Linked DNA regions of Homo sapiens: region 2 is linked to region 1. The links are chromatin contacts, found by POLR2A ChIA-PET in ENCODE. All regions are on one chromosome and are shown on one strand. Each heading gives the region's core, a stretch centred on a gene start or an enhancer-like site at or near the end of the contact. The rest is flanking DNA. Distances are from core to core; before and after follow the strand shown. Region 1 holds the start of DNAJA2-DT (DNAJA2 divergent transcript). Region 2 has its middle 25 kb from the start of SIAH1.

Region 1 (4,183 bases), core at 1,045-3,544:
AGGTAATGGAAGAAGTCAGGGAATCCCAGTAGAAAAGCCAGAAATTTAAATGAGCAAAGACAACGTAAGCATATGGGCCAAGAACAATAGTTTATACTTAATTTCTTTTAGCTTCTTAGTAATTTTTTAAATTTTAATTATTTATTATTATTTTGAGACAGGGTCTCACTCTGTCACCCAGGCTGGAGTGCAGTGGTGTGATCTTGGCTCACTGCAACCCCCACCTCCTGGGCTCAAGGGATTCTCCCACCTCAGCCTCCCGAGTAGCTGGGACTACAGGCGTGCGCAACCACCCCCAGCTAATTTTTGTGTTTTTAATAGAGACGGGGTCTTGCCATGTTGACCAGGCTGGTCTCGAACTCCTGACCTCAAGTGATCAGGACTTGAGGCAGGAGTGATCCCGCCTCAGCCTCCCAAAGTTCTGGGATTACAGGCCACTGCGCCCAGCCCTAAGTAATAGAAATGTATAACTCTTTTAAACCAATGATATAAAAAATAACAAGCCCCATCTTACACCTGAGGAAACCTCAGAAAAGTTAAGTAACTTGCTGAAGGTCACATTGTTCCTAAATGGCAGAGTCAGACTACCAACCTACACAGTCTAACCTCGCCATAACTTTACACCGTCTCTTACGAACATCTCAAAATGTGAAAAGTAGAGAATTGGATTTTACAGCCGTGCATGAGGATGACGTCAGCATTTACACGGCAATGGCGGTTGGCAGAGGCAGTGGCTCAGGCCTGCAATCCCAGCACTTTGGGAGGCCAAGGTGGGTGGATGATTTGAGATCAGGAGTTCGAGACCAGCCTGGTCAACATGGTGAAGCTCCACCTCTACTAAAAATACAAAAATTAGCCGGGCATGGTGGTGGGCGCCTGTAATCCCAGCTACTCGAGAGGCTGAGGTGGGAGAATCACTTGAAGCCGGGAGGTGGAGGTTGCAGCGAGCTGAGATGGCGCCACTGCACTCCAGCCTGAGCGACATAACGAGACGCTGTTTCAAGTAAAAAAAAAAAAAAAAAAAAAAAAACAAAAGAGTTCGAGATCCTACCACAAAAGGTACAAACGAAGGGTGGTGGGAACTCGAATGAGATAGCAGTGTTCACCAGTGCCCAGTAAAGGAAGACTTCACAGAGGGAGCAGGATTTCAGATGGGATTTGAGGAAAAGGGTTTAAGGACTATTAATGACTTATCACTGATTACTCTTAGGGTTTTCAAGCTAAATTTCAGAGTCCTTGTCATGGAATTCAGGCCCTCCACAACTAGGTCAAAGGGAACGCCAAGGAAGAAACATTATCCTGAGTGAGATGCTTATGCTGAAGTCTTTGCTATCAGTTCAGGTTCCAAGGGATCAGAAAACCTTACTTTTCTGTCTCCATAAACCGTAAATGGGTTGAAGGCAGGCACTTTTGTAACACTCCTCTCCCCGGACCAGGCCTCTGTACATCATAGCACTTGGTAGATGCACAGCATACTTTCTGAGCGAAACTAAAACGAATGTAAATCAAGTCACCTGGTGGCCAGACTTGCCTTACACCATCTAAACCTCTGGTGTTAGCTAATTTTAAAGCTATCAAGTAAGAGGCTTAAACACGTGGTCCAGATGCAACATGTGGACCTTGGTTTGGACCCGGATGCCACAAACCAATTGTAAAAGGACATGAGATCATCTGAAAAACCTAAATATGGACTGGGAATTAGATTAAGGAATTGTTAATTTCATTAGATGAGATTACATCGTTATGCCTTTAAAAGTTGTCTCTTAGATATTAAATATATACACTTAGGGTATTTATGAATGAAACGGTTTCCCTTAAAACACTAGAAATGTATGGTGGAGCCAATGAAACAGGTAAAAGGTAGCTAACTGCACTATGGGGAGTAATATACTGCTTCTGCTAAATGTTTCAGAATTCTCATAATATAAAACACAACATACACACACACGCGCCCCCCAGTTTTTTTCATCGTAAGCCCCGAGGGAGCCAGACCCAGAGGGTCCACCGACGTCCCGGATTCTAATAACGACATCTGCGCGCCAGGCGGGCCTCCTGCGGGAGCCGGGGCCCATTTTCTTTCGAAGCTAACGAAGCTGCTGCGCAGGCCTGTTAATTCCCTCAGCAGCCAGTGCGAGGTTAAACACGCGACCTCGCAACCATGGCTTTTGAGAGGAAGCTGAATTCCTGGGGTGCGCCGTGCACAGTTCTTCATTTCCTACGTTGGCCCTGCCCAGCCGCCTGGACCTGGAGGAAAACAGAGAACCTGGCCCACTCTTCAATACTTCGACCCCAGTGGCCGCGCCTCGGGCGCTCGGGGGCGGGCTCTGCACAGCGACGTCACGGCGCACCGTGCGCTGGGTCAAAGTTCAGCCCCGCCCCCGCTTCCCCCTCGCTGTCTCCCTCGGCCTGTGCCGCCGCCGACGCCGCTTGTGGGCCCGACTCCGCTCTGTCTGCTTCGCCACCTTCTCCCCGAGCACTGCCCGGCCGGCCGCCATGGCTAACGTGGCTGACACGAAGCTGTACGACATCCTGGGCGTCCCGCCCGGCGCCAGCGAGAACGAGCTGAAGAAGGTATCTGGGAGCGGGCCGGGCGGGTGTGAGGGGCGCGGGGCCTGCGCGGCCAGGGATGTCTTCTTCAGCCAGGCCGCGCTACTGGGCTGCCCGCGAGCCGGCGCCGGCCGTGACTGGCCCGGGCTGGGAGTCGGCGGCGGCGGCGGGACCGGCCTCGCCGCGAGCCGCGCACTCCGGCCTCGGCTGACCTTGGGGCCGCCGGCCCCGCCCGCCCGCAGATGCAGCAAATAAAACTCACTCCTGCGCAAACACGATGGGAGCCCTTCCTTCCTCCCTCCTTGAACGAGCGCCGGGGGCTGGTATCCCCCGGGAGGCAGCAGCTCGCCCGGTCCTTCGCGTCGAGGTCACCACCCCGGAAAAACAGGTTGGACCGAGGTGCTCAGCGCATCCCGGCCCCGAGAGAGAAGCTGTCCGCCCCGCGGCCGTCGGCCCCGGGTCTGGTGCTCCGCGGGGAGGAACGGCGGGGAGGTCGAGGCCGCCCCCACAGAGCGCCTCGGGCGGATGGGGTTGTTTCCTGGGTTCCGCGGCCGCCGGCTGCGGGAGCTCCTCCCTCTCTGCGTCCCTCGCCCATTGACCCGGAGGTAGCTGGGTCTGTGTTTGGATGCATTGTTCTTTGGGCAGGTAATGCTAATGTCCTGTACCTGCTTAGGAATAAGCCGTGGTCCCAGCCAAACGCCTGAGTGTACAGTAAACATAAATAGAAGGCCTTATTATTGCTATTTGCAATGCTGCGATATCTTTCATCTCAGGATTTCAAAGCACACGAGGCATTTAAGCCCCACAGCATCCTCACCAGGCTAAGAGCATCCAGATTTGTAAGCCGAGAAAAATGAGAATGCTCCTTAGGCAGTGAGAAGAGTACAGTGGACTTCCTGTTACCTTACCGGAAATGCTAGTCTGTATTATATAATTCACGAGCCTCCGTGAATGAAGATTTAAGTGCTTTAGGACCCAAACACCTCGTTGAGAGTGTGTGCAACTTCTCTACCACCGAAGTTGCCACCACGACCCCAGTTAACCACCACGTGCAAATAAAACACCAAAAGACGCTAACTAGGACCACCTTTACTTTTTCATGATGTTACAGTTAGAAGGAAGGCGTGAGCCATCGGGAGCAGGAATTGTGACTTTAGCTTGATTTATAGTAATGTTTTGCAGTCCGCAAAGCTTAACAGTCATTTATCTCGAATTTATTAGGGTCGTCTTGGTCTGGTTACTTGGCCATCAAAGACACTTGACAATAGGGAAAATATGGATAATGTTTGAACGTTTTGTTTTTCCCTGTGGCATTGCTTCATTGTTTTATCTGGTTTTCACGTCACTGTAACCTGTTTTCAAGTATAGCTGCTGTCTACTTGGTTATATTACATTAGTAAACAGTATCGCGAGAAAGTGCCGAAGAATCCCTACGAATAGAAAATATTTTTGAAAGGTTATAACTCTAGAACATTACTTCTCAGAAAAGTGGATATTAAGTTATTACAAAACTTTTAACTGGTGTTTAGTTATAACCTTTTTTGTTTTTATCCATTTTCAAAGGCATACAGAAAGTTAGCCAAGGAATATCATCCTGATAAGAATCCAAATGCAGGAGACAAAGTAAGTTATTTGC
Region 2 (4,183 bases), core at 422-2,921, 1.4 Mb before region 1:
CAAGTAGTTCTCCTGCCTCAGCCTCCCAAAAAGGTGGGGTTACAGGCATGCGCCAACGTGCCCAGCTAATTTTTGTATTTTTAATAGAGATGGGGTTTCGCCATGTTGGCCAGGCTGGTCTCAAACTCCTGACCTCAAGCAATCCACCCAACTCGGCCTCCCAAAGTGCTAGGATTACAGGTGTAAGCCACTGCACCTGGCCCACTTAAGTATTTTAATTTTTCCTTTTTGCTCACCTCCTATATGCAATCCATAGCTAGTCCTATGGATTTTATCCCCACAATGTACCTCTAGGTTACCTTCTTCTGTCTACACCCAAGCTACAACCAAAGCCCAGATCATCCCTCACCTGGTCACTGCTACAGGCTGTCTGGTCTCCCTGACGCTGATGGTGCCCCTCTCCAACCCCTTGTGGATTTAGCATCCAGAATGCTCTTGCCCAGACACAAACCTGCTTGTCTGCTTACACTCTTGAATGGCTCCCCACCCATAAGATAAAACAGGAGCTCTGTAGCATGGTCTGCAGGACTGTCCCTGAACTCACCTCTTATTATTCCCCATATGCATCCACGGGCACTCTCCACAGGGATTCGTATCGGCACTGTCACGCTTCCACATCTGCATGTGCTTGTACTTCTGGGATCTGATTTTCATCTCCCTTTTTGTCCCCTCACCTCTCAGAATTTTTGTTGTTGTTGTTTTTACACAGAGTCTCACTCTGTTGCCCAGGCTGGAGTACAGTGGTGCAATCTTGGCTCACTGCAGCCTCTGCCTCCCGAGTTCAACCTCCCTGTAGCTGGGATTACAGGTGTGCACTACCATGCCCAGCTAATTTTTGTACTCTTAGTAAAGGTGGGGTTTCTTATAAATAATAATAAGAAGGCCGGGTGTGGTGGCGCATGCCTATAATCCAGCACTTTGGGAGGCTGAGGCTGGTGGGTCACTTGAAGTCAGGATTTCAAGACCAGCCTGGCTAACATGGTGAAACCCCATCTCTACTAAAAATACAAAAATTAGCCAGGTGTAGTGGTGCATGCCTGTAGTCCCAGCTACTTGGTAAGCTGAGGCATAAGAATCGGTTCAACCCAGGAGGCAGAGGTTGCAGTGAGCCAAGATCGTGCCACTGCACTCCAGCATGGGTGGCAGAGGGAGACTTCTGTCTCAAAAAAAAAAAAAAAAAAAAAGAAGAGTGTAGGGCTCGAAAACTAGTAATGCTAATTAACTAACTCTGAGAACATCACATCTACCACCCATCTTTCTCTAACCATCTAATTTTGTTAGCCATAAATACATTTTTGAGCTGCTTATTCCTGAATCCAACTCTTGCATAAATTGTTGTGAACAAATACATGCATTGCTCAGTTCTATTGAACCACATGTGAAGACGGTGGGGAAGGCTGGTGGTCCCAGACTGTTTTGGTGCTCTATTCGGGGGTAGATAATTTCCTGAACTGGGCCTAATTGCTTTGGCTGCCAAGTAACAATTTGTTTTTAGTGGAAAACTTGGCCGAGGCAAGGCTTGTGCAATTGTGCCCTCGCCCTTACCTAAGGAATTCTGTGCACAGAGGCTGTCCTGTAGCTTCTGAGGTAGTCATGTGTGTAGACACACACCTGTAATTAGTGTTCAGGAGGTGCAGAGGGAGGTCACAAAATCCTTGTGTGAGTGCCAAGGAAGGGGCAGGACTAGAGAAGGGAGGCTCCTGGCCTGCACTGGGAGCTCAAGGGCAGAGCCCACTTCCTGGATGTCACCCACGCTTGAGCTCTGAAAGACCCCAAGGAAGCCACCTCGCTGATGAGGAAGGGCGGATGAGAGGAACGCTGAGGGGGTAGAATGCATGTGGCTTCTGGCAGCCTCTCTCTGAGGATTGCTCAAGTGTGTATGCCATGAACCTTGGCCTGCTTCTGATTTGTTGCTGCATATTGGATAGTTAGTATGTGCAGCAGCCTGGGTGACTCATGAAAGTGACTGATAAGCCCTCTCTCTCTTTGCAGTAAGGGCAGATTCTAGCATTTGAGTCCACTTTGGGAAGGGTGGTGTGTGAGGTCAACGTAGAATATTCCAGGCTGGCCAGGCATGGTTGGCCCATGCCTATAATCCCAGCATTTAGGGAGGCCGAGGCGGTTGGATGGCTTGAGCTCAGAAGCGTGTCTGTAGTCCCAGCTACTTGGGAGGCTGAGGTGGGAGGATCGCTTGAGCCCGGGAGGAGAAGATTGCAGTGAGCTAAGATCAAGCCACTGTACTCCAGCCTGGGCAACAGAAGGAAATTCTGTCTAAAAAAAAAAAAAAAAAAAGATATTCCAGGTCGTCTTGAAGTTCTCTCTTGACAAAGTTCTCTTAAGTTCCATCTAACAAACAGTTTTGTCTATTTGTTTTTATTAAAAGGAGGAAGAAAACAAAGAGAAAAGAAAGCTCTTACTTTTCCCTCCTAGGATTATAAGAAACATTACCCAATTTTAAAGGACTTCAAATTCAAATGTTGAAAGTCAGATGTTAAATAAGGTTTGTAGGCTGGGCTTGGTGGCTCACGCCTATAATCTCAGCACTTTGGGAGACCAAGGTGGGCAGATCCCTGAGGTCAGGAGTTTGAGACCAGCCTGGCCAACATGGTGAAACTCTATCTCTACTAAAAATACAAAAATTAGCCAGACATGGTGGCACACACCTGAAGTCTCAGCTACTCAGGAGGCTGAGGCAGGAGAATCACTTGAACCCGGGAGGTGGAGGTTGCAGTGAGCCAAGATCACACCACTGCACTCCAGCCTGGGTGACAGAGTAAGACTCTGTCTCAAAAAAATAAAATAAAAAATAAATAAGGGTTTGTAGAGATATCCTATAAACATAGAAGTTTCTCCAGCTCTAACATTTTAAAATTCTATGAATCTCAGATTTGTGTCACTCCAATATGTCCAGTAAAGTAGAAGGAAATATGACTTTGAAATTCACTAAAATGAAAAGATGGAAGCTGTATCTTTGCTGAATCCATGTCCTGAAATAGCTTTATAGGACAGGTAAAGCATTTCTGTTCATCTCTCCAGTAAATACTCGCATCTTGCAGCTGCCTCTCCGCGACCAGGGAAAGGAGAGCAGGCTTCCCAAGGAGGAGTGAAGTGGAGTCATTTCACAGGCACCCAGCCTCCCCTCACCCTGTTCTCTTTCTTCCTCTACAGTTGCCTTTCCCTGCAGTGGGACTGGCAGCCATCCAACACTTCTGCATTCTTCCAGTTGTCTCCCTTGTGTGGCCTTCCTTAGCTGCTTAGCACCATGACTCCACAAACCCACAAACACACAGCAGCCATCAGTTTAGTCCACATTTCTTAGGCATTAAAGACCCAATCTGGGCCGGGCGTGGTGGCTCATGCCTGTAATCCCAGCACTTTGGAAGGCCGAGGTGAGCGGATCACCTTAGGCTAGGACTTCGAGACCAGCCTGGTCAATATGGTGAAACCCCATCTGTACTAAAAATGAAAAAATTATCCAGGCATGGTGGCACATGTCTGTAATCCCAGCTACTCAGGAGGCTGAGGCAGGTGAATTGTTTGAACCTGGGAAGCCAAGGTTGCAGTGAGCCAAGATGGTGCCATTGCTCTCCAGCCTGGGTGACAGAGCAAGACTCTGTCTCAAAAAAAAAGACCCAATCTGACTCCAGTTGATGTGTCCAGATTTACCTCCCCAAAACAATCCCCTTATCCAGCCTCCATTTCCCTGTGCCCCTCCAGCATGCATGCCCCCTCTCCTCCCCTCTCCACACTCCCTTTCTCCTCCCATCTCCTGCATCCAACTGAAGCACTGCCTTCTCTTTCTGATGTGCCCCTACACCGAGTCTCAATTTTTCCATGCATGCTTTTTTTTTTTGAGACAGGATCTCACAGTGGTGTTATCACAGCTCACTGCAGCCTCAACCTCCTGGGCTCAGATGATCCTCCCACCTCAGCCTCCCAAGTAGCTGGGACTCTAGGTGTGCACCACCAAGTCCAGCTAATTTTTTTTTTTTTTTTTTTTTTTGGAGAGACAGTGGTCTCACTATGTTGCTCAGGCTGGTCTTGAACTCTTAAACTCAAACCATTCTCCAGCCTCAGCCTCCTAAACTGCTGGGATTACAGAGGTGAGCCACTGTGCCTAGCCTTACTTCTGCATTTATTCAAATGATCGTGTTCTAGTCACCTCCCTGGTGAGATGGTAGAT

Evidence for each region. ChIA-PET counts read pairs that join two places held with the same protein, here RNA polymerase II (POLR2A).
Region 2: POLR2A ChIA-PET joins it to region 1 with 13 read pairs in Caco-2. The contact joins the enhancer-like site here to the promoter of DNAJA2-DT in region 1. POLR2A ChIA-PET finds 5 or more read pairs at or near these places in 2 of 52 experiments (Caco-2 and OCI-LY7).

The regions. Positions count from the first base shown.
Region 1 is chr16:46,971,883-46,976,065 of GRCh38, reverse strand. It overlaps DNAJA2-DT (DNAJA2 divergent transcript), which reads right to left and starts at 2,294. Exons shown (of 2, transcript NR_186372.1): 1 at 1,941-2,294. DNAJA2 (DnaJ heat shock protein family (Hsp40) member A2) reads left to right here and starts at 2,392. Exons shown (of 9, transcript NM_005880.4): 1 at 2,392-2,571; 2 at 4,111-4,170. The coding sequence starts at 2,494. RefSeq lists enhancers at 1,981-2,070, 2,131-2,200 and silencers at 2,631-2,680, 2,711-2,790, 2,941-2,990, 3,021-3,090, 3,441-3,520.
Region 2 is chr16:48,407,904-48,412,086 of GRCh38, reverse strand. No RefSeq gene overlaps it. Among named protein-coding and RNA genes, the nearest start is that of SIAH1, 25 kb to the right of the region's middle. Within about 2 kb of position 1,671, at least 9 of the 41 ENCODE cell types and tissues checked have a DNase peak (open chromatin) inside an H3K27ac peak, as active enhancers do.